Linked DNA regions of Homo sapiens: region 2 is linked to region 1. A link is an interaction called in ENCODE POLR2A ChIA-PET data of the cell type or tissue named here. Cell type or tissue: Panc1. All regions are shown on one strand. Each heading gives the region's core, and the rest is flanking DNA. Links, peaks and the distances in the headings are about the cores only. Region 1 overlaps PFDN2 (prefoldin subunit 2). Region 2 holds the start of FCER1G (Fc epsilon receptor Ig).

Region 1 (12,610 bases), core at 2,421-10,420:
TTTCTTGAACACAGTGGTTTATACACTTTAATGTACTTAGAATCACCTGGGCTGCTTATTTTTATTTTTTACAGAGACAAGTTCCTACTATGTTACCCAGGCTGGTCTCAAACTTCTGCCTCAAGCAGTCCTCCTGCCTCGGTCTCCCAAAGCGCTAGGAATACAGGCATGAGCTTATTTTTATTTTTTCATTTTTTATTTTTAATATTTTTTTTTTGAGTTGCAGCATCGCTGTGTCGCCCAGGCTGGAGTGCAGTGGTGCAATCTCAGCTCACTGCAAGCTCCGCCTCGCAGGTTCACGCCATTCTCCTGCCTTGCCCTCCCGAGTAGCTAGGACCACAGGCGCCCACCACAACGCCCAGCCAATTTTTCGTATTCTTAGTAGAGATGGGGTTTCACCATGCTAGCCAGGATGGTCTTGACCTCCTGACCTCGTGATCCGCCCGCCTCGGCCTCCCAAAGTGCTGGGATTACAGGTGTGAGTCACTGCAACCTGCCTAGCTTATTTTTAAAATGTCACTTCATGGCACTCCCAAAGGTTCTAATCCAGTGGGTCTGGGAAGCTGCATTTATAAATTAGTCCTTCAGGTGATTTTGATTCATGTATTCGTGAAACACACACTATGAGAAACATTACTCTAACCCCAATCCTCCCACCCCAATTCAGCCAAGTCACAGAGCCCACAGCAGTCAGCAATTCCTCTTGTCTAAGAGTTGCACTTAGCATAGCATAATGAGCATAGGCTATTTTATGCTGCCCTCCTTTTATCTGAGACAGGGTCTCACTCTGTCACCCAGGCTGGAGTGCAGTGAGGTGATCACAGCTCACTGAAGCCTCGACATTTTAGGCTCAGGTGAGTAGCTGGGACTACAGGCACATACCACCATACCCAGCTAATCTTTTGTATTTTTTGTAGTGATATGGTTTCACCATGTTGCCCAGGCTGGTCTCGAACTCCCGGACTCAAAGAGTCCACCTGCCTTGGCCTCCCAAAGTGCTGGGTTTACAGCCACTGTACCCGATCCTATTCAATGATTCTTGCTCACCTGCTCCTTGTTGTTCTCCAAAGCGGGCAGCACCTCTTTGACAGTTCGCTCCACCAGCACTCCTCCAACCATGCGGTAGCACTTACGAGTTTCATCTACCTCCTTCAGTGTATCGATCACTAGGCTGGGATAGGAGAACAAGGCAGGACCTGAGGATTCAGCCCCACTCTACTACAAATCCCCCTCACGGAGTAGCCCACACAACTGTCCTACTGTTTGCCTCTCCCTGACTTTCTCACCTGTGCTCATTCAACTCCATCTCCAACTCAGCTGCTTTGGATGCCAGGCCTCGCTGTTCCTGCCGAAGGCGGTTGAAGCCAGCAATCACCTAACAAGGTGAGAGAAGAGATGAAAGAGGGGATAGTGGAAATGGCAGAGGGTCCAGATAGCACATAGGGTGGCAGGCTTTACAAAGGTGCAGTAGTGGGCACCTACCTTGGAAAAGGAGTAGAACCACAAGTTTGCGATTTCTACCTAAAATTTTTCTGGAATTCCATTCACCAAACACGGAGGGCTTACTATTTTTGAGATATTTGAGGGCCCACTGAGGGATATCACAGAATAGATTTGGCCTCTGGCTTCTCCTGGCTCATAGTTTGGTGGGAAATAGGCATTTAATATAAGAATGGGGGCCAGGTGCGGTGGCTCACACCTGTAATCCCAGCACTTTGGGAGGCCAAGGCAGGCGGATCACAAGGTCAAGAAATTGAGACCATCCTGGCCAACATGGTGAAACTCTGTCGCTACTAAAAATAGAAAAATTAGTTGGGTATGGTGGTGTGCGCCTGTAGTCCCAGCTACTTGGGAGGCTGAGGCAGGAGAATCATTTGAACCCGGGAGGCAGAGGTTGCAGTGAGCCAAGATCGCACCACTGCACTCCAGCCTGGCGACAGAGCGAAACTCCGTCTCAAAAAAAAAAAAAAAAGAATGGGGTTGGAGAGCTACTGGAGTACCTACAGGGGAGCCTAGACTTGCAGTGAGGGCTGTCAGGAAGGGCTTTGTAATGAGTAACTTTTGTTTGGGTCTGCTCAGTATCCCATCCATTGGGGAACTGCCCCTCCTTAACTTGGTGTGGTTCTTTTGGGGCTACTAACCACATGACCCCTGACCCAGGGGCAGTGACCTATGGAATCTCTCTACAGGAATTGGAATTTTGCAGACAAATGGGTATAGAAGACAGCTGGAGTTAAGATTCCTATTGGTTCTGTAGAGATGACCTTCCATTCCTATTCCTAGATTCCCTAAAGCTGCCCCAGTTCTTGAACTTTGTTCAGTCTAGTTATTTAGCCTTCTTTTTCATTCTGTTCAATTCTGTGAAATACCCACTATTATTCAAAAATAGCCCTTTAAAAAAAAAAAGGGCCAGGCGTGGTGGCTCACGCCTGTAATCGCAGCACTTTGGGAGGCCGAGGTGGGCAGATCACCAGGTCAGGAGATCAAGATCATCCTGGCCAACATGGTGAAACCCCATCTCTACTAAAATACAAAAAAATTAGCCGGGCATGGTGGCATGTGCCTGTAGTCCCAGCTACTCAGCAGAGGCAGGGGAATTGCTTGAACCCAGGAGGCGGAGGTTGCAGTGAGCTGAGATCACGCTACCACACTACAGCCTGGCAACAGAGCAAGACTCCGTCTCAAAAAAAAAAAAAAAAAAAAAAAAAAAAAAAGAAAGTTGGTCAAAGTTGGTTTCTGTAGCCTATAAACCCTAACTGATACAGAATTGATACAGGCTTCCTGAGGGATAATGTAATGGTCTTAAATGAAACCTGAAAAATCAGAGTGTGGGGGGAAAAAATGAAAAATATGAGGCTCAGAGACAAAAGACCAGGTTTCAGGTTCTGCCTCTGCTACTTTATTGGCTCTATGGCCTGGCACAGACATTTAACCCTGTGGTTCTTAACCATGGCTATATGTTAGAATCACCTGAATCATTTTAAAAACATGAATACTGGACCCTCAGAACAACTACACAACTACTGGGGGTAAGGCTCAGGCCTCAGTATTTTTAAAAAGATCTCCCACATAATTCTAATGTGTAGTGTGAACTGAGAACCACTGGATTAACCCCTTTAAGCCTTAGTTTTCTTACCTGCAAAATGCAGATAATGATTCCTACTGCATAAGGTTGTTGTATCATGTGAACCAATGAGTGTGAAACATCTTTGTGAACAGTGAAGTACATTAATGCTATCATGGACTTCTCTCCAAGTCCAGAATTGCCCCTTTAGACTCTCCTGGTCATCTGACAACAGTGGACTCAATCCATTCAAACCATTACCAAATACGAGTGTATTTGCAAATATCATCTCCAGTCACACAGCCAGAAACTTTCCCCTAATAAAGATGATTAACCACTTCATCTTTACTAGGGCCCTATCTCTTTTTTTCTTTTTCTTTTTCTTTTTTTTTTTTTTTAAGAAAGGTCACACACTGTCACCCAGGCTGGAGTGCAGTGGCACAATCATAGCTCACTGCAGCCTCAATCTCCCTGGGCTCTAGTGATCTTCCTGCCTCAACCTCCCAAACAGCTGGGACTACAGGTGCACACCACCTAATATTTTTGTAGAGACAGGATCTTACTATGTTGCTCAGGCTGGTCTCAAACTCCTGGGCTCAAGTGCTCTGCCTGCCTCAGCCTCCCAAAGTGCTGGGATTACAGGCATGAGCCAACATGCCTGGCCTGGCCCCTTAGCTCTAGTTCGCCTTCTGCAAGGATCACATACAGCAAATATTATCCAAATGGCTGACCTGCACCACCCTTATGTCCCTTCTACTGCCAATAAACCAAGGAGTAATACTTCACCAAAAACTTGTCATTCCAGCAACCTCCTCCTTTCTCCCATCTATCACCCCTTCATCTCAAGCTACTTTAGCCATTCATTTCAACAAATGCCTTGGAAATCTAACTTATCTACAGATTGTTTTTCCTTAACCTTCATTGCCTGTCTCAAAACCATCCCATTTATATTAGCTTTTTCTCCACTGTTAATATTCTAGATCAAAATAATTCCATCTAAAAAAAAATTATGACTAAAGCAGATTCTAGATGTTCCCTCAGCACCCAAATGATCCACTTTTCTGGATGTATGTTGTTAAATACATCAAAGAAATCAGCTTAAGTGTCTAAAATTTCTGATGCCCCAACTTTTAACTCCTGGGCTCAAGTGATCCTTCTGCCTCAGCCTCCCAAGTAGCTGGGACTACAGACATGTGCCACCACGCAATTATTTTTATTTATTTTTATTTTTTGTAGAGACAGGGTCTCACCATGTTGCTCAGGCTGATCTTGAACTCCTGGCCTCAAGCAATCCTCCCACCCTGGCCTCCCAAAGAGCTGGGATTACACGCAGGAGCTACCATGCCCAGCAGAATTTATTTTCCTTAGTAATTAACAGGAATCTACTTTTCTTTTCTTTTCTTTTTTTTTCTGAGAGGAGTCTTGCTCTGTCGCCCAGGCTGGAGTGCAGTGGCGCGATCTCAGCTCATTGCAACCTCCGCCTCCCGGGTTCAAGCGATTCTCCTGCCTCAGCCTCCCAAGTAGCTGGGACTACATGTGCATACCACCACACCAAGGTAATTTTTATAATTTTAGTAGAGATGGGGGTTCCACCATATTGGTCAGGCTGGTCTTGAACTCCTGACCTCAGGTGATCCACCCACCTCAGACTCCCAAAGTGCTGGGATTACAGGCGTGAGCCACTGCACCCGCCTGAGATTTTTTTTTAATTCCAACTTTTCTTCAACATTCTTGCTAATAACTAATTTCCTCTTGTTCCATTTTATGAACTTTTAATCAAATACCAAACTAAAATCTACTTAAACATGTTGAGTTATCTACAGTTATTATGGAAAATTTCAGCCATAAGTGCACTTAAAGGAAATGAAATCTCTTAGCAGCTGATATAGTTTATGTGTCCCCTCTAAGTTTCATATTGAAATATAATCCCCAACTTTGGAGGTGGGGCCTGGTGGGAGGTGTTTGGATCATGGGGGTAGATCTCTCATGAATGACTTGGTTGCCATCCCCTTGATGATAAGTGAGTTATTGGTCTGAGTTCACACAAGATCTGGTTCTTTAAAAGTATGACACCTACCCCTCTTTATTCCTCCTGCTCCCACTATGCATAAGACACCTGTCCCCTCTTTGCCTTTCATCATGATTGGAAGCTTCCTGAGGCCACCCCAGAAGCAGATGCCATGCTTCCTGTACAGCCTACAGAACCATGAGCCAATTAAACCACTTTTCTTATAAATTACCCAGTCTCAGGTAATTATAGCAACACAAGAACGGCCTAATACAGCAGCTAACTGCAACTTAACTGTAGACTATATGTAAATAAGCCAATATTAAGCCATTTCTGGGGTCTGCCAGGTAATGAAAACAGAGAAGCTATCCTCTATTCCCACATTTTTCCTTTTAAAACATAACTTTTCTAATAGTCTTCTCCCCTATGGCTAGGACCTAATTATCCTTCCCTTTCCTTATTCCTTATTCTCTGTCTGCTGTAAGCACAGATTGACACATCAGTGTTGCGTCTCTCAACCCTATTAAATCATCATCTATGTACAAACAATTTTTTTCTTTTCTTCTTTAGACAGGGTCTTACTTGAACTCCTGATTCATCTGTTGCCCAGATGGAGTACAGTGGTGCAATCATGGCTCATTGCAGCCTTGAACTCCTGGGCTCAAGTGATCCTCCTGCCTCCACTTCTAGAGTAGTTAGGACTATATAGGCACCCATCACCACTCCTGGCTAGTTTTTTAAACTTTTTGTAGTGATGGGGTCTCACTCTGTTCCCTAGGCTGGGGTGCAGTGACACAATCATGGCTCAGTGCAGCCTTGAATTCCTGAGCTGAATGAAGCGATCCTCCTACCTCAGCCTCTTGAATGATGGGACCATTGGCATGTGCCACTATGCCCGGCTAATTTCTGTATTTTTTTGCAGAGACAGGGTTTTGCCATATTGCCCAGGCTGGTCTTGAACTCCTGGGCTCAAGTGATCCTCCCATCCTAGCCTCCCAAAGTGCTGGGATTACACGAATGAGCCACCAGGCCCATACCCTATTGATATATTTTTAAAAACTGCTTAACTAGGGCCGGGCATGATGGCTCACGCCTGTAATCCCAGCACTTTGGGAGGCTGAGGTAGATGGATCACGAGGTCAGGAGATCCAGACCATCCTGGCTAATATGGTGAAACCCGGTCTTTACTAATAATACAAAAAATTAGCCGGGTGTGGTGGCACATGCCTGTAGTCCCAGCTACTTGGGAGGCTGAGGCAGGAGAACTGCTTGAACCCAGGAGGCGGAGGTTGCAGTGAGCCGAGATCGTGCCACTGCACTCCATCCTGGCTGACAGAGCGAGACTCTGTCTCAAAAAAAAAAAAAAAAAAAAAAGCTTAACTAATCCTCTGCGTTAGAACATTTAGGTTGTTTCCAATTTTTCTGTAATAAATAGTACCAATATAAAATCTCTTTGGACAGGCCTGGCATGGTGGCTCATGCCTGTAATTCCAGCAGTTTGGTAGGCCAAGGCGGGCAGATTACTTGAGGTCAGGAGTTCACGACCAGCCTGGCCAACATGGTGAAACCCCATCTCTACTAAAAATACAAAAATTAGCCGGGCGTGGTGGTGCACACCTGTAGTCCCAGCAACTTGGGAGGCTGAGGCAGGAGAATCGCTTGAACTCGGGAGGTGAAGGTAGCAGTGAGCCTAAGATCATGCCACTGCACTCCAATCTGGGATACAGAGTGAGATTCTGTCTCAAAAAAACAAAACAAAGGCCAGGCGTGCTGGCTCACACCTGTAATCCCAGCACTTTGGGAGGCCAAAGCGGGCGGATCACCTGAGGTCAGGAGTTCGAGACCAGCCTGGCCAACATGGTGAAACCCCATCTCTACTAAAAATACAAAAAATTAGCTGGATGTGGTGGCGTGTGCCTGTAGTCCCAGCTACTTGGGAGGCTGAGGCAAAAGAATCGCTTGAACCCAGGAGGCAGACGTTGCAGTGAGCTGAGATCACACCACTGCACTCCAACCTAGGCAACAGAGCGAGACTCTGTCTCAAAAAAAAAAACAAAAACAAAAACAAAAATAAAAATTAAAAAAAAAAAAAAAACAAGGCTGGGTGTGGTGGCTCACCCCTATAATCCCACCACTTTGGGAGGCCAAGGCCAGCAGATCATTTGAGGTCAGGAGTTCAAGACCAGCCTGGCTGACATGGTGCAACCCTGTCTCTACTAAAAATAATACCAAAAAATTAACTGGGTATGGTGGCACATGTCTGTAATCCCAGCTACTCAGAAGGCTGAGGCAGGAGAATCGCTTGAACCTGGGCGACAGAGGTTGCGGTGAGCCAAGATCGCACCATTACACTCCAGCCTGGGCACAAGACCGAAACTCCGTCTCAAAAAAAAAAAAAAGGAGAATCACTTGAACCCAGGACATAGAGGATGCAGTGAGCTGAGACTGCGCCACTGCACTCCAGCCTGGGCAATAGAGTGAGACTCCATCTCAAAAAAAAAAACAAAAAACAAAAAAAACCTCTGGACAAATAATGCACGATTTACAGCCACTTTTCTTGAATTTCTTGAATCGTATTCCAAAGTAAGATCAATGAGTCAAAAAGGCATTAGCATTATTATAGCTTCCACTGCATGTCGCTAGAAAGCTCTCCAAGATGACCAGATTAATTTATACTGCTACCAGCAATATCATGATTATATCTCTTCTCTTTCCCCAGAGCCCTAATGGTAACTTTTATTATTTTTGTTACTTTAATAATTTTTAGAGTTGGAATGTAACTCCAGAAACCTTGGAATCATCCTTGATTCACTATCCACATCAAATTAATTACATGTGTACTACTTATTATACCCTCCTGATTTCTATACTGCCTCCTGATTTGCCCCCTTTAATCTACTCCCCACACTGCAGCATAAGTGACCAAAAATATAAATCTAACCAATTATTCCTTTGCCTAAAACCTTCTCAATGCTCACAGGATAAAATCTGAACTCCTCAAAAAGTCATATAAAGACCGGGTTCCAGTTTACCTCTCCCAATCAGTTGTTCCCTCCACATCTTAACTCAGCACTCAGTGTCCTAAGTCACTGGTAGTTTCCCTTAACAGCTGTCTTCAGGCATCTGCATAGAATCTTCACCCTACGTTTGGTATACTTTCCCAAACCTCTCTCATTCAGTTTTTCTCTGCTTAAGTCTAGTTCTTTCTTCAGGTTTCAACTTAGATTCTTCTGGGAAGCAGAAGAATCTGGCCATCTTCCATTCCCATATGTTAACCCTTTATATGTGCTCATATAAAAATGCATATTAGTTACTTAAATAATTTGACAAAATCTTTTCTATTTATATTGTGTTATTTTCCACCATGCAGACTGCCTTCTATTCTTTATCTTCTTTTAAAATTGTAAATATGCAAATGCAACCTATTTTAAAATATCTATTTCTTTCATAGTCCTACTATAATCTGCCTTCCACAGTCTCAAGAGTAAAGGAACACCTACTATATGCCAGGCACTGTGCTAGACTATCTCATTTAATTCTAAAAAACAAAAAAGACGGTAAGACCTGTACCTTCAATTTGTAAATAAGGAGACCAAGGCTGGTGGAGTGTTGTGTGGTGGTCAAAATAACATAGTGTGGATCCAGGCACGGTGGCTCACGCCTGTAATCCCAACACTTTGGGAGGCAGAGGTGGGCTGATCACTTCAGGCCAGGAGTTCGAGACCAGTCTGGCTAACATGGTGAAACCCTGCAGATCACTTGAGGCCAGGAGTTCCAGATCAGCCTGGCCAACACGGTGAAACCCCATCCCTAATAAAAATACAAAAATTAGCTGGGCGTGGTGGGGGGAGGGTGCCTGTAATCCCAGTTACTCGGGAGGCTGAGGCAGGAGAATCGCTTGAACCTGGGAGGCGGAAGTTGCAGTGAACCCAGATTGTGCCATTACACTCCAGCCTGGGTGACAGAGCAAGACTGTGTCTCACAAACACAAAACAAAATAGTGTGGGATGGGCGCAGTAGCTCACTCCTGTAATCCTATTACCTTGGCAGGCTGAGGCAGGCAGACCACTTGAGCTCAGGAGTTCGAGACCAGCCTGGCCAACATGGTGAAACCCCATCTCTACTAAAAATACAAAAAATTAGTCGGGTATGGTGGCTTATGCCTGTAGTCCCAGCTACTCGGGAGGCTGAGGCAAAAGAATTGCTTGCACCTGGGAGGCGGGGGTTGCAATGAGCCAACACCACACCACTGCACTCCAGCCTGGGTGACAGAGCAAGGCTCCGTCTCCAAAAATAAAAAATAAAATAACCTAGTGAAGTGCAGAAATCATACCTGTACCCAGGTTTGTCTTAACTCTAAAAATCTCTGTTAATATATTATTCCTGGCTTATCAAATATTAATTTCTTATCAAAGCAAATTTATATTCCTGTTTTCTTTTTTGTTTACCATATAGTTTTAATAATTTTAGGAAAAAATCTATAATCATTACCTTTCTCTCCAAAATGTCCTAGGGTCTTCTTACATGACATTTACTCTTACTGGTTTCAATAGAAGAATAGAAGAGGTAGAGAGTTATGATTGGATGAACCTGGAAAAGCATGATCTGGGATACTGCTCCACTAATTACCTTCTTTTCAGTTCAGTGCCCCCTTTTCTGAAGAACATACTCAACTCTCTGTCAAAGAAAACTTCTTTGACCTTATTACTCCATCAAATAATAGTACTCATCCCTTCTCTTCATGAAATTTTTTTTTTTTTTTTGTAGAGACTTTTTTTTTTTTTTGAGATGGAGTCTCGCTCTGTCGCCCAGGCTGGAGTGCAGTGGCATGATATCGGCTCACTGCAACCTGCACCTCCCAGGTTCAAGCAATTCTCCTGCCTCAGCCTCCCGAGTAGGTGGGACTACAGGCGCCCGCCAATGCGCCCGGCTAACTTTTTGTATTTTTTAGTAGAGATGTGGTTTCACCATGTTAGCCAGGATGGTCTCAATCTCCTGACCTTGTGATCCGCCCGCCTCAGCCTCCCAAAGTGCTGGGATTACAGGTGTTAGCCACTGCGCCCAGCCCGAGATGGGGGTCTTACTATGTTGCCCAGGCTGGTTTCAAACTCGTGGCTTCAAGAGATCCTCCTGCCTCAGCCTCCCCAAGTACTGGGATCCAAGTAGCAACATAGTAAAGTGGAAAGAACCCAAACTTCTTATTCTGACCTGGGTTGAAATCCCAGTTTTGCCATTTACTTGCTATATGACTGAGTCACTTAACTTTCCTTGTTTCCTCATTTATAAAATGGACTTAATATAATATACCACAGGGCAGGGTTTCTCAACATTGTCACTACTGACATGTTAGGCCAAATCATTCTTTGCTAGGAGGGCTGTCTCAGGCATTATAGGATGTTTAACAAATCCCTGGACTATACCCACTAAAAGTCAGTAGCAACCCCTTTGATTTGTGACAACCAAAAATGTCTCCAGACACTGCCAGATGTCTCCTAGGAAAAGATAATGCCAGTTGAGAATCACTGCTACAGGGTAACAATGAGAACTAACTGAGATAATAGGTCAAGTGCCCGATACAATGTAGATCTTCGACTCCCCTTTGGTTTCCAGGTCCCTTCAGTTCTCCTTCCTATCTCAAGCCTCCTTCTTTCTCCTTTCTGAAAGTTCTTCCTCTTTCACTCCCACAATGGCCACAGGATCTAAGATTCTATTCATAGCACTTCTTCATTACCTACATTATTTTTGAAATTATTTTTTATTGATTCATAATCATATTTTCATGGTATTGTGATAATTTGATATATTCATATAATCAAATCAGGGTAACCTATACTATTTCAAGTGGCATTCTTAGCTACTTCTATAGTTCCAGCAATTGCCTTTATTCTACTTGCCTGCAAAACCAGGCCTTTTCAGAAATTCTAGTCCCACATTTACAAGTTAGAGGAAGGAGCTTTTTTGTGCCTGACAGAAATGGCTTAACGTCAGACCATGACAAGTTACTTCTTTTCTGAATGTTTCTTCACCAATAAAATACAGATTAATACCTGTCTCACAGAATGCATAAGTATTAATTACTTCTTTTCTGATGTTTCTTCACCAATAAAATACAGATAATACCTGCCTCACAGAATGTTGTAAGGATTAAGTAATTACATCAAGAACTTAGGACAATATCTATCATATAACAAGTTTTCAATAAATAGTAGCTGCTATTATTACAGATCATCTCCACCTAAATGTCCCATGGATATCTTAAACTCATGTTGTTCAAAGCTGAAGTGATCTTATCTCTTCTATTTCTGCTACTGACATCACTCTAGGCCTCCTGGTAGGAAACCTTAGTTTCATCTTTTGTTTTGTTTTTAAAGATGGGGTCTCCCTATGCTGCTCAGACTGGTGAAAAGTGGTTATTCACAGGCACAATTATAGCACACTATAGCTTCAAACTCCCAGACTCAAGTGATCCTCCTGTCTCAGCTTCCTGAGTAGCTGGGACTACAGGCACTTGCCACCATACCCAGGTTCATCTTTGAACATACCATAATCCCATGAACTGCCAAATGTATTGCACTTAGTTTAGCAATTTCTCTTAGGCTCACTGACATAACCCTAGTTCAGATGTTCATTACATTCTTATCTGAATTACTGCAATAGTCTTCTAAATGATCCTATTTTTAGACTCCCCAAACCTACCCTACACACTGCTAATTTAATCTTCCTAACACTTAGATGACATAGAAAAATGTTCAACATATACTATTAGGCTTAAAAAACAGATTACAAACCAGTACATACTGTAGTATAATCCTAATTTTATAAAATATGTAAAAAAAAAAAAAAGCTCCCCCTTCCATCCACACATATATACACAAAAAGACAAAGGAGGGGGGAAAAAATCTCTCAAAGGATATACTCCTAAATGGCAAGAAAAGTTATCTCTGGATAGTTGGATTATGGGCAATTTATTTCCTGGTTTGAACTTTTTCCTTTGTTTTCTGCAGTTCCGACAATAAATGTATTATTTTATATAAGAGTTAAACAATTAATAATATAACATATATCCTTCTGTGACTTCCTCACTGCTTATGTTAAAAAGTCATAAATTCTTTGGCATGCACTCAAAGACCTCTATGGCCTTATTCAACTACTCTCCTCTTATCATATTCCCTACTTTCTATTCCCACTGCTACCTGTTCAAATCCATCCACTCCTTCAGGGTTCTGCTCAAATACCTCTAACATAATCATGGCATAAGTGAAAAAAATACCTGATTCTTAAGTCCCTCATTTAAAAATCCTGCTCTTCCAGTTACTGACCTTGGGCAAGTTAACTAAAGCCTCTGAAATTAAAATGTCCTCACCTATAAATGGAGGACAACACAACCTACTTCAAATGGCAGTAATTGAATAACAGAAGGTAGGCCTGAGCGGTGGCTCAGCTCATGCCTGTAATCCTAGCACTTTGGGAAGCCAAGGCAGGTGGACTGCTTGAGCCCAAGAGTTCAAGACCAGCCTGGGCAACATGGCAAAACTCCA
Region 2 (12,610 bases), core at 4,611-12,610, 110 kb after region 1:
AGTACCTATTACTCATAACAGTTGTTGTAAGAATTAAATCAATTAAAGTGCCTAAGGTAGTGCCTGGCACATAATAAAGCTATATAAGTGTTATGTATTATTAAAAAGATATTCTATGCACACTGACTATGAACCATGAAAAAAAAAAAGGTATTCTAGGAGACATAGAGTGAGATTCATGATGTCTGTCATCAGAAAGTTTAGATCTTCCTTTTCCCCATCTAAGAGTCCTCTTCCTGGTTATAGTGGAGATTAGGAAATTAACAAAGTATGGAATGGTGAGTTAGAAAATCTATAGGGAGAGGCTAACTCCTTGCTATCTTTTGGGGGATCCCAAGGGAATAACCATGTGGCTCTGAACTATTTCTTACTTCTCAGATGTGGACCCTCCAAAGGACACAATTGTGAAGAACATTACCCTGAACTTTGGGCCCCAACACCCAGCAGCGCATGGTGTCCTGCGACTAGTGATGGAATTGAGTGGGGAGATGGTGCGGAAGTGTGATCCTCACATCGGGCTCCTGCACCGAGGCACTGAGAAGCTCATTGAATACAAGACCTATCTTCAGGTGTGGGGGGTGAACAGGAGCCTTTTGGCGGGATCTGGGGTTGCTTTAGCCTGGGGCTTTGCCAGTTTGCTGCCCTTAAAACGTGAGGGGAGGAAGGTGTTGAGAGGAGTAACCCGTTGAGATTACTCTTGGTTGGGTGGATGGAGGGAAGTGGCAGGGGATGCTTGAGTCATTAGGATTTGGTTTATTTAGCAGCAGTGCTTTGAAGCTGGAGCTATACTCAGCTTTTCTCTGGCTGACTTTTTGGCAGGCCCCTTTGCCATTACTTGAGTGCCTCAGTTTCCCTGCTCTTACGTTAGACTAGTGCGTCAAAGCCAGTGTCCCTAGGGGCAGGGAAAGAGAAAAGACATTAGCTCGCTAAGTTTAACAGCTGATTCTTGTATCTTCCAGCTGTCTACGTTTGTTTTCAAAACATTCAATGAGTCACAGCAACTCAGAGAGGGTTTATGACAGTTTGCCATTTTTAGGAGAACTGTATAACCCAAATGATGAAGGTCAGATTTGAAGGAGTTGGATCTCTAATAGGAATCTGAAGTTTTTTTCTTACTGTCATGAAGAAAGGTCCTGATAACAGGATGGTAGGATTAGGATTTAGATCCAGCCCAGTGTCGGGGTGAACAGTGACTAGAATGTGATTCCCCAAGAGAGCCTCGGCGATGACAGTTTCTGGTCCTGGAGTCTATGGGTTAACCCCTGTAGCATTAGCCCCCGTCACAGTGACATCAGAATAAGAACAGGCTGTCCCAGCTAGTAGCGTCTTAGCTCCACCCTCTTCCTGGAAGCTGAAGCTGGTTCAGCAGACAGCTAGGACTTGGCTTTTTGGCATTCTGGAGGAAGGACCATTTCTACCTGATGCTCTGTCTTCCTTAAATACCTCACTCTGGCCGGGCTCACGCCTGTAATCCCAGCACTTTGGGAGGTCGAAGCAGGTGGATTACTTGAGGTCAGGAGTTTGAGACCAGCCTGGCCAACAAGGTGAAACCCCATCTCTACTAAAAATACAAAAATTAGCCAGACGTGGTGGTGTGCGCCTGTAGGAGAATCACTTGAACCTGGGAGGCAGAGGTTGCAGTGAGCCAAGATGGTGCTACTGCACTCCAGCGCCTGGGCAACAGAGCAAGACTGTGTCTCAAAAAAAAAAAAGATTAAAAAAAAAAACCCTCCCAGATACTCTTAAGACTGATTGCCTTTCTCCTTCAGTATCTGAAGTTTTTTGTTTGTTTTGTTTTTTTCCCTACGGAGTCTCGCTCTGTCGCCCAGGCTGGAGTGCAGTGGCGTGATCTTGGCTCACTGCAACCTCTGCCTCCCGAGTTTAAGCAATTCTGTTTCAGCCCCCAGAGTAGCCAGGATTATAGGCACGCACCACCATGCCTGGCTAATTTTTTTTTTTTTTTTTTTTTTTTTGAGACGGAGTTTCACTCTTGTTGCCCAGGCTGGAGTGCAATAGTGTGATCTTGGCTCACTGCAAACTCCACCTCCCAGGTTCAAGCGAGTCTCGTTCCTCAGCCTCCCAAATAGCTGGGATTACAGGTACTCACCACCACGCCCAGCTAATTTCTATATTTTTAGTAGAGATGGGGTTTCACCATGTTGGCCAGGCTGGTCTCAAACTCCTGACCTCATGAGCCACCCTGACTTGGCCTCCCAAAGTGCTGGGATTACAGGTGTGAGCCACCGCGCCTGACCAGTATGTCAGTTTTTTAAATTTTTATTATTTTTTGAGATGGAGTTTTGCTCTTGTTGCCTAGGCTAGAATGCAGTGGCATAGTCTTGTCTCACTGCAACCTCTGCTTCCTGGGTTCAAGTGATTTTCCTGCCTCAGCCTCCCAAGTAGCTGGGATTACAGGCATGCACCACCACGCCCTGCTAATTTTGTATTTTTAGTAGAGAAGGGGTTTCTCCATGTTGGTCAGGCTGGTCTCAAACTCCTGACCTCAGGTGATCTACCCGCCTCGGCCTCCCAAAGTGTTGGGATTACAGGCGTGAGCCACGTGCCCGGCCAAGGACTCTTGACAGTGGTATCCTGGAGCTAGCTCATACGGGCTTGCAAGAGTGCAGTTGTTAAATTTTCAGGAGTTTTGTGAGCCAGTTGTTGAACATAGCCATTGTCAGAAATTAATTTATATAAGCTTATGATTTAATACATTATATTAAAAGCAAAGGTAAGATTAAATATTCAAAGCTCATCACTTCATTATTTTACCACATTTTACTATGCTCTGCCTTTGAGGTATTTGCTTTGAATGTGTCTGTATGGTGGAAATACTGTATAATGGTGTGGTATTCTTCCCAATGCTGCATTCAGTTACATGATATTGGTAACTTAAAATTGGCCATTGTGGGAGTATTTTTACCATGGAAATTGGCAAACATGACAAATCAGAGTCCTCCCTCACTTTGGAGAGCCAGTTTTTAAACATTTACTAGAATACTACTGGTTTTTGGGATATTTTTACCTGCCTTGTTGGGGCTCCTGAGACTAGAAAGGCTTATACAGCACCAACTTCTGGTGCCGACTGAGAGCAAGGCTTCAGGCAGCCAGACTGTGGGCTCCTGAGCCTGTTAGATGTGACCCACATTCCTCCCTCTTCCCAGGCCCTTCCATACTTTGACCGGCTAGACTATGTGTCCATGATGTGTAACGAACAGGCCTATTCTCTAGCTGTGGAGAAGTTGCTAAACATCCGGCCTCCTCCTCGGGCACAGTGGATCCGAGGTATGTCCCCCCAACTTTTTCTGTGGCCCACTGTGAGCATAGCATAGTGCCTTTTCCACCACTTCCCCGTTGAACCCAAGCTTAGTGTTCAGACCCCAGGCTCTGCCCAGACCTCTCTGTCCGCCTCAGTGCTTGGCTCCTATATCCTGTCTTCTCCTTGTCTTCACAGTGCTGTTTGGAGAAATCACACGTTTGTTGAACCACATCATGGCTGTGACCACACATGCCCTGGACCTTGGGGCCATGACCCCTTTCTTCTGGCTGTTTGAAGAAAGGGAGAAGGTAAGAGTGGGAGGAAAGGATAGGAATAGGGAAGGAAGTGCAGGAAGTAGAGAAGGTATAAAGGAGACAGGAGATTAAAAGAAGAGAGAGAACATGGGAGAACATTTAGAGGGGGAAGGTATGTTTAACTTGGGTTATATTTGTAGAAACTATATCATGAGGGGTTGGTTGGGCACAAGAAGGCAGAAAGTGGGGGAGTAGGCCATCATAGGACCTGGGGGCCTGGGACTTTGACACTAATTCCCAGCACGTTCTATGAAGATGTTTGAGTTCTACGAGCGAGTGTCTGGAGCCCGAATGCATGCTGCTTATATCCGGCCAGGAGGAGTGCACCAGGTGAGCAGGTCCCCGGCTTCCCCAAATGTCCAGCCCAGGCCTATTTTCCCTGTGGCCACTGGAGGGCAGTGCTGGATGATGGAAACTCCAAACCTGTATCGCTGGGGGAGGGGGTGCTGAGAGGGCTCTCCTTAGTGAAGGCTATGCCACATTCAGTAGCACTTCCGTTTGGCTTCTAGGACCTACCCCTTGGGCTTATGGATGACATTTATCAGTTTTCTAAGAACTTCTCTCTTCGGCTTGATGAGTTGGAGGAGGTAAGCTAGGAGTCAATGGGAAAAATCTCTCCCCCACAAGAAGGGCTAGAGAAATACAGAGATATTTGAAGAGTGTGAGGAAGAGTATTAACACACCAGTTTTCTTGATCAATAGTTGCTGACCAACAATAGGATCTGGCGAAATCGGACAATTGACATTGGGGTTGTAACAGCAGAAGAAGCACTTAACTATGGTTTTAGGTGAGGGGAATACAACTTCTCTCCGTAGGAGTGGGGGTGGGAGTGGGGGAGTTCCAGCCTAATATCTTGTCTTTGAAGACTTGTTGGCATCCTCCTAGTCATACCCTGAATGTGAAGGATCAACAAGGGAGGCTAAGGAAGAAGGAGCCTCCTTACTTAGTTTGTGGAGAGTGGCCCTTATTCCCATTATGCTCTCCACAGTGGAGTGATGCTTCGGGGCTCAGGCATCCAGTGGGACCTGCGGAAGACCCAGCCCTATGATGTTTACGACCAGGTTGAGTTTGATGTTCCTGTTGGTTCTCGAGGGGACTGCTATGATAGGTAAGGCCCCAATCCTTTCTTGGCTGATATTCCAGCTAGTTTCCCCTGCCTCACTCTTCTCTTTGCCACTTCCTTCTTTACCCTACTTCTCAGTGTCTGTGGGAGCTCTTGTGTGTGTTAGACGAGGTTGCTCTCAAAACACTTTCACATATATGGAATCTTACTTATTTTTTTCTTTTTTGAGACGGAGTTTTGCTCTTGTTGCCCAGGTTGGAATGCAATGGTGCAATCTCGGCTCACTGCAACCTCCGCCTCCTGGGTTCAAGTGATTCTCCTGCCTCAGCCTCCTGAGTAGCTGGGATTACAGGCATGAGCCACCACGCTCAGCTAATTTATGTATTTTTAGTAGAGACGGGATTTCTCCATGTTGGTCAGGCTGGTCTCAAGCTCCTGACCTCAGGTGATCTACCCGCCTCGGCCTCCAAAATTGTTGGGATTATAGGCGTGAGCCACCACACCCGGCCTATGGCATTCTTTTTATCTTTACATTATCCTTGTCTTAGATGGAGCTAGCTTTGGCTGCATTTTATAGCTGAGAAAGCTGAGGCATAAAAGTTAGGGATTAGCTGGGATTATTCTTCAGGAGTGGTCGAGACTAGAATCCTCCTGATCCAGTGTTCTTTCTAGTAGATCCTAAGCTTCAGATTCTCCTCCTGGGCCAGGCACAGTGGCTCATGTGTGTAATCCCAGCATTTTGGGAGTCCAAGGTGGGTGGATCACTTGAGGTCAGGAATTCAAGACCAGCCTGGCCAACATGGTGAAACCCCATCTCTACTAAAAATACAAAAAATTAGCTGGGTGTGGTGGTACATGCCTGTAAGTCCAGCTACTTGGGAGGCTGAGGAAGGAGAGTTGCTTGAATCTAGGAGGTGAAGGATGCAGTGAGCTGAGATGGAGCCACTGCATTCCAGCCTGGGCGACAGAGCGAGACTCTGTCTCAAAAAAACAAAAAACGAAAACCAAAAACAAATTCTCCTCCTGTTTTCTCACCCTGAGTCAGATTTGTTACTGTGTATTGTTTTTTTTATTTTTGTTTGTTTTATTTTTTGAACCTGGTAGCTACTGCTGTTATTTTTGTTTGTCCATTTGACTCTCACCCATCCTGTGGTCCAAAAAGTGCTTAAGGAGGTAATTAAAGAAATAAATACTACAGGCCATGTTCTGAGAAAATAAGGAGAGGGTTTGGGGAAGCACCCAAGAGTAGAAGCAAACGATTACAGGGGGCTGGGGTTGGTGGCTCATGCCTATAATCCTAGCACTTTGGGAGACCAAAGCAGGCAGTCGCTTGAGCTCAGGAGTTGGAGATCAGCCTGGGCAGCAAAGTGAAACCTCGTCTCTACAAAAAATATTCGGATGTGGTGGTGCACGCCTGTAATCCAAGCTACTTTGGAGACCGAGATGGGAGGATCACTTGAGCCCCAGAGTTCGAGGCTGCAGTGAGCTGTGAAACCCTGTTTCAGAAAAAAAAAAAAAGACTACAGGGTTTATATGGGTGGCCAAGCCAAGCAGAGATGCTGTACTTGGAGAAAAGAGTGGGGAGAGTTGACCTAACCCTTTTGAGGTTGGCCAAAGGGCATCCTTCCTAGCCCCATACCTGCTCCTCTGACTGTTCTTCTCTTGCTCTGTCTCATCTTCTTGAGGTACCTGTGCCGGGTGGAGGAGATGCGCCAGTCCCTGAGAATTATCGCACAGTGTCTAAACAAGATGCCTCCTGGGGAGATCAAGGTTGATGATGCCAAAGTGTCTCCACCTAAGCGAGCAGAGATGAAGGTTGGCTGCAGGGAGGGGGAAAGTGTGGGGTGTTGGAAAGGGGCCAGTGGCTGGGGAGGAGTATCCTTGGATTAAATCCTATCTTTTGGTTTTCTTTTTTTTTTGAGACAGAGTTTTACTCTTATTGCCCAGACTGGAGTGCAATCTCGGCTAACTGCAACCTCCGCCTCCCAGGTTCAAGCAATTCTTCTGCCTCAGCCTCCCAAGTAGCTGAGATTACAGGCGTGTGCCACTACGCCCAGCTAATTTTTTGTATTCAGTAGAGACAGGGTTTCACCATATTGGTCAGGGTGGTCTCGAACTCCTGACCTCAGGTGATCCTTGGCCTCCCAAAGTGCTGGGATTACAAAGCGTGAGCCACCACACCCAACCCAGTTTTCTTTTAATAGAGAATTTACTGTGTAGTAAGAGATTCGGGTTTTTTTTATTTTTTTATTTTTTTTGAGACGGTGTCACGCTCTTTCACCAGGCTGGAGTACAGTGGCATGATCTTGGCTCTCTGCAACCACTGTCTCCTGGGTTCAAGCGATTCTCCTGCCTTAGTCTCCCGAGTAGCTGGGATTACAGGCACCCACCACCACGCCCAGCTAATTTTTGTATTTTTAGTAGAGACGGGGTTTCACTCTGTTGGCCAGGCTGGTCTTGAACACCTGACCTCTTGATCTGCCCACCTCAGCCTCCCAAAGTGCTGGAATTACAAGCGTGAGTCACCGCACCCGGCCATATAAGAGATTCTTAATCTCCCATAGCTCTCCTGTTTTATTCTGTATCCTCTCTGCTTACTGACTGACATGTGGCTTTAGTCTCCCTGAGGGTAGAGATTATTTTCTGTGCTGGGGGAGGCCTAGGAGACAGAGTTTGGATATGGTTTATTGATGCTCCCTGTTTCCTCTCTTCAGACTTCCATGGAGTCACTGATTCATCACTTTAAGTTGTATACTGAGGGCTACCAAGTTCCTCCAGGAGCCACATATACTGCCATTGAGGCTCCCAAGGTAAGGAGAGGAGGGGAAGGAAAAGACCATATGTAGAGTAGGTAGCTAAAGATAGATGTTTAACAAATAGCTCATTCATCAATGAGAGAGAAAACAGAATGAATAGAGGTTTTGTTGGCAGAGAAAAATACTCTTCATGTTAATACAGACACCCAACCTTCTTCCTTGAACAGGGAGAGTTTGGGGTGTACCTGGTGTCTGATGGCAGCAGCCGCCCTTATCGATGCAAGATCAAGGCTCCTGGTTTTGCCCATCTGGTAAGAATCAATCCCAGTAACTATAACTCCAATGAATTAAACCTGACCTTGGTTGAGGTTTTTATGAACTCTTCTTTCTCCTCCCACCTTGCAAGTCTTAACTAACATTGTTGCCATCTCAATCTCCCTAGGCTGGTTTGGACAAGATGTCTAAGGGACACATGTTGGCAGATGTCGTTGCCATCATAGGTACGAGGCCTATTGTGTAGTAGAGGTATCCTAGACAAAGGAGTTCGGGACGCCCACTGGGGACAGAAGGAGAACACTTCCTGTTCACCATAGGCCATGGCATGGACTCGGGTCCTCAATCTTTTGAGCACAGTAATGGGTTCTGGATCTTGGGTAACACCACTTTTTTTGTTTGTTTTGCCTCACAACAGGAAGATAAGTAACATCACTTTTTTCCTCCATCCTCTCACCTAGGTACCCAAGATATTGTATTTGGAGAAGTAGATCGGTGAGCAGGGGAGCAGCGTTTGATCCCCCCTGCCTATCAGCTTCTTCTGTGGAGCCTGTTCCTCACTGGAAATTGGCCTCTGTGTGTGTGTGTGTGTGTGTGTGTGTGTGTATGTTCATGTACACTTGGCTGTCAGGCTTTCTGTGCATGTACTAAAAAAGGAGAAATTATAATAAATTAGCCGTCTTGCGGCCCCTAGGCCTAAACTTCTGGTATCTTAGTGTCTCAGTATCTTAGTGTCCTTCACTCGGACTGTAAACCTAAGAATGTTCATTAACCCTCCATTCCTGTTAGATTCAGTCAGGTCTTAGCAATTTTTCCTGCTCGTCTCCACCCCCTTCTCTGACTCTTGTCCTTTCCACTTCTCTATTCCCCATTTCCTCTTTCGCCTCAGTTCCCTCCTTGCCCAAACCTTCTCAGTGCCCACATAACTTGGTAAACCACTCAAATCAAGACCTGGGGTAAAGTTGGGAGGGAAAGGGCTATAGTGGGGTCTGAGGGAATGTTGACGGGCAGTTTCACACAGATAAATCTCTGAACCAGCCGGGCGCAGTGCCTCACGCCTGTAATCCCAGCACTTTGGGAGGCCGAGGCGGATGGATCACCTGAGATCAGGAGTTCAAGACCAGCCTGATCAACATGGAGAAACCCCATCTCTACTAAAAATACAAAATTAGCCGGGCGTGGTGGTGCATGCCTGTAATGCCAGCTACTCGGGAGGCTGAGAGAATCGCTTGAACCTGGGAGGCGGAGGTTGCGGTGAGCCGAGATGGCGCCATTGCACTCCAGCCTGGGCAACAAAGCAAGAGTCCGTCTCAAAAAAAAAAAAAAAAAAAAAAATCTGAACCAGGTGGAGTGGAAAATGGCAGATGTAGACAGCCTTTCCTGAGCGTGAAAGTCTCCTCATTCTGTGGGTTAGGAGTTGGTCATTGAAGGGCTGACGCTTAAGAGCCCAGATCTCCCAACTCCCTTAGTTGGCCCTTCCGGGAGCCGCCCGGTCTCTTGTGCAGGAAGGGGAAGGGGCCAAAGCATGGGGGAAGGCGTGGCAGGAAGAGGGGGACTCTGTGGTCAGGGAACTGCTCGCTGAGCACAGCTGCACAGTGCTGTCAGAACGGCCGATCTCCAGCCCAAGATGATTCCAGCAGTGGTCTTGCTCTTACTCCTTTTGGTTGAACAAGCAGGTAAGAGGGTTTGGTGAGGGATAGCGTGAGCTGGCTCCAGGGTGGAAGTCCAGAGCTTGGGTCTGAGGGCCAAGTCAAACACAGGTGAAGGAAGGCTGACAGTGGGTAGGTGGGCATAGGGAGACCCTGAGGCTAGTCCTCTCCAGCCCCGACCCAGGGCACTAGACTCATAGTTCCCTCCTTTCTTGTTGCCTTCTTACTTCATTCCAGACTTTTCTCCGTATTATTATTATTATTTTGGAGATGGAGTCTTGCTCTGTCACCCAGGCTGGAGTGCAGTGGCGCAATCTCTACTCACTGCAACCTCTGCCTCCTGGGTTCAAGCGATTCTCCTGCCTCAGGCTCCCGAGTAGCTGGGACTACAGGTGCCCGCCACCACGCCCGGCTAAGTTAAGTATTTTTGGTAGAAACCGGGTTTCGTCATGTTGACCAGGGTAGTCTTGAACTCCTGACTCAAGTGATCCACCCACCTCGACCTCCCAAAGTGCTGGGATTACTGGTGTGAGCCACTGCACCCAGCTATTATTATTATTAAAAAAAGACAGGGTCTTACTATGTTGGCCACATCGGTCTTGAACTCCTGGCCTCAAGCAATTCTCCCACCTCGGCCTCCCAAAGTGCTACTGTGCCTGGCTGACTTTTCTCTTTTCAGGGTTGATAGAAAGTGGCAGGGGAAGGGTCTGGTTGTATGGCATGAAGAGCTGGTCTGGTGAAAAGCCTCATTTCTCATGATGAGCATTTCCCATGGGGTGCCTTTGGTCTTGTCTGCTGGGAGCTGATCTCTAGCTGGTTTAATATACAAAGCACCCTTGGTGCCTATAATTCCAGCTACTCAGAAGGCTGAGGCAGGAGAATCACTTGAACCCAGGAGGTGGAGGTTGCAGTGAGCCAAGATCGCACCACTGCACTCTAGCCTGGGGGACAGAGTGAGACTCCGTCTCAAAAAAAAAAAAAAGATTTTACATATATATCTCTATCTATCTATCTATATACACACACACACACATACACACACACACACACACACACACACACACACACATATATATATATATATAGAGAGAGAGAGAGAGAGAGAGATAACCCTTTAGGAAGGTAGGACTCTGTTCTTGTGCTTGGGAGTAAGGCAAGGATATAGCCAAGACAAACAGACGGGATTGCTGTTTCTATGGGTCATTGTTAATGCTCCATTCTGTCAGCAGTTGATAATGAGGGTGGGCAGCATGAGATCCCCAGTTCCAGAGACCTGAGCGTCAGCTGAGAAATAGAGGCAGAAATGGGAAGGTCTCTGAAGCTCTACAGCTCCAGCCACTATCTAAGAATTCTCACTCCTCGTTCACTCTGTGTTGTCTGTGCTGGATTGGTGTGTGTGTGTTGGTGGCAGCTGGGTGTTGGGGAGGAGGAGGTCAGTAAACTTCAGGGAAACTGTGGAAATTGAAAGAGAATGACTGGGGAGGAATTCCAGCAGCCTAGCTGAGAAGGTGGGAGCAAGTATTAAGTTAGCCACTGGTCTGCTGCCGTGGGATGAGGAGGGAGGAGGCCCGCTGAGGCACAAAGGAAAGCATGGGCTTTAGAGGCAGAAAACCTGCATTTGAGTTCCAGCTCTGTCACTTAACTCTGTGGCTCTGAGTGAGTTACTTAGCTTTTCCGAGCCTTGGTTTCGTCACCCATAAAATGGCGATGATGATGTTTCCCTCACAGGGTAGTTTTAAGATTTGTGCAATATCGTGTGTGTGAAAGAGTGTTGCAGAATAAAAAGTACTTGACCGATGTCAGCAATTGACTGACGTTAGTCACATGTTCCCTACTGGTCCTCTGATACGGGGTGAGAGCAGTCTCTGGAGCCCAGACTTGATTTGATTTTTTAAATTGCACAAAACTTCCCCTCTCAGAGACCCAGAGAGTGAGTAATAGGGCAGAGTAACAGGAGCTGGAATCCATATAGCTGTGGTCATTCCCCCAGCCTTGTGTTCAGGGCCAAAGGTATCTGTAAGGTCTGGGAAAAACAGACACACTTTTTTTTTTTTTTTTTTTTTTTACATATTTAAGTGTCTTGTGGTGGGACAGAAAGCAACAAGGCTGAGGCTAGGAGATGACCAATGATAGAGTAATTGCCTTCTCTCCCTTCCCCAGCTCACATCCTTCCTGTCCAGCCCTCAGCCACAGGTCACAGGACTTAGTAGAGACACTTCTGTGGTTTCTTCACTGAAATTTGCCACTACCTCTCCCTCCCACTACCCATCTTGGCTGAGGTTTTGGTTTCAGTCCAGTGGACTCAGATGGGTCCCTTGAGGTGGATAAAGTGCTCAATGGTGCCTGAAGAACCCACAGTGCTAAAAAGAAAAGGTTGGGGGCTGAGGGGGAAGGCCTCAATTATTAGTCCGTGTGAGTCCCATTTCAATAGAACCCTCAAGCTTCCTATCCTAGCCTGACCCTATGGTGTGGGAGGAGGGAAAGGTAAGGGCAGTGGAAGGCCAGAGAGAAACAGAATTTCTTCCCTTAGACGGCTCCCCTCCAGGCCCTGTCCTACCTCCCAGAGCCCCTTCCCTTCTCTCCTCTGAGTACCAGATCCTCCCTGATACCCCCGACCCCATGGGCATCCTCTATCCCCTCAGCGGCCCTGGGAGAGCCTCAGCTCTGCTATATCCTGGATGCCATCCTGTTTCTGTATGGAATTGTCCTCACCCTCCTCTACTGTCGACTGAAGGTAGCGCTGGGCAGGGTGGGGTAAGGGCTGGAAGGGGAAGTGGGAGGAGGGCAGCAGCAAGGATTCGAAGAGAAGGAATAAAAGGGGATCCTCCACAAAGTTTGGAGGGAAGGGGGATGGGCCATTAACTTACCCTTTACTGATAACCTTTCCCCCATTCCAGATCCAAGTGCGAAAGGCAGCTATAACCAGCTATGAGGTATGGACCCTCCTACACCTGGTGTGGACAACTTTTCAGACCCTCAGCCCTCCTGGGGCTCTAGCCTGGGTTTCCGGGCCTCTGGGAGGGCCTGCCTCTCAGGTGCTGATCTGCATACACCTCAGAGGCCTCCCTCCCACCTTACCTAGCCAAGCCACAAGTAAAATATTCAGCAGGTGACAGGGAAGAATCAAGCATAGAGTGATAAAGAATATGTGAGAGACTTGGATGTAGTATGTCGGGTGTATATGTGTGCTTGTAGCCATGTGGGCAAACAGGTATCCATGTCCCAGAGTGTCCATGTGAGTGCCCTCTAGCCCAAGGTGGCTGGCTGCCCACCCCCCATGCCTCCCTGGGTGGGG

The links. Peaks named below come from ENCODE experiments on the same cell type or tissue, not always from the same donor. Only the 100,000 strongest peaks of a DNase experiment are listed, where the experiment ranks them.
Region 2: POLR2A ChIA-PET joins it to region 1 with 21 read pairs; 11 of 35 experiments call an interaction of 5 or more read pairs at or near these places.

What each region holds. Positions count from the first base shown.
Region 1 is chr1:161,101,001-161,113,610 of GRCh38, forward strand. It overlaps PFDN2 (prefoldin subunit 2), which reads right to left. Exons shown (of 4, transcript NM_012394.4): 2 at 1,287-1,375; 3 at 1,048-1,171. Among named protein-coding and RNA genes, the nearest start is that of KLHDC9, 8.9 kb to the left of the region's middle. RefSeq lists an enhancer at 11,357-11,586. In Panc1, for the core only: no CTCF peak of the experiment used is centred there; no DNase peak of the experiment used is centred there.
Region 2 is chr1:161,206,029-161,218,638 of GRCh38, forward strand. NDUFS2 (NADH:ubiquinone oxidoreductase core subunit S2) reads left to right here. Exons shown (of 14, transcript NM_001377299.1): 3 at 379-569; 4 at 3,165-3,285; 5 at 3,455-3,567; 6 at 3,829-3,903; 7 at 4,083-4,160; 8 at 4,276-4,361; 9 at 4,563-4,682; 10 at 6,323-6,452; 11 at 7,352-7,447; 12 at 7,621-7,704; 13 at 7,836-7,893; 14 at 8,128-8,367. The coding sequence ends at 8,165. It overlaps FCER1G (Fc epsilon receptor Ig), which reads left to right and starts at 9,267. Exons shown (of 5, transcript NM_004106.2): 1 at 9,267-9,342; 2 at 11,958-12,049; 3 at 12,213-12,248. The coding sequence starts at 9,294. RefSeq lists an enhancer at 11,188-12,174. In Panc1, for the core only: no CTCF peak of the experiment used is centred there; no DNase peak of the experiment used is centred there.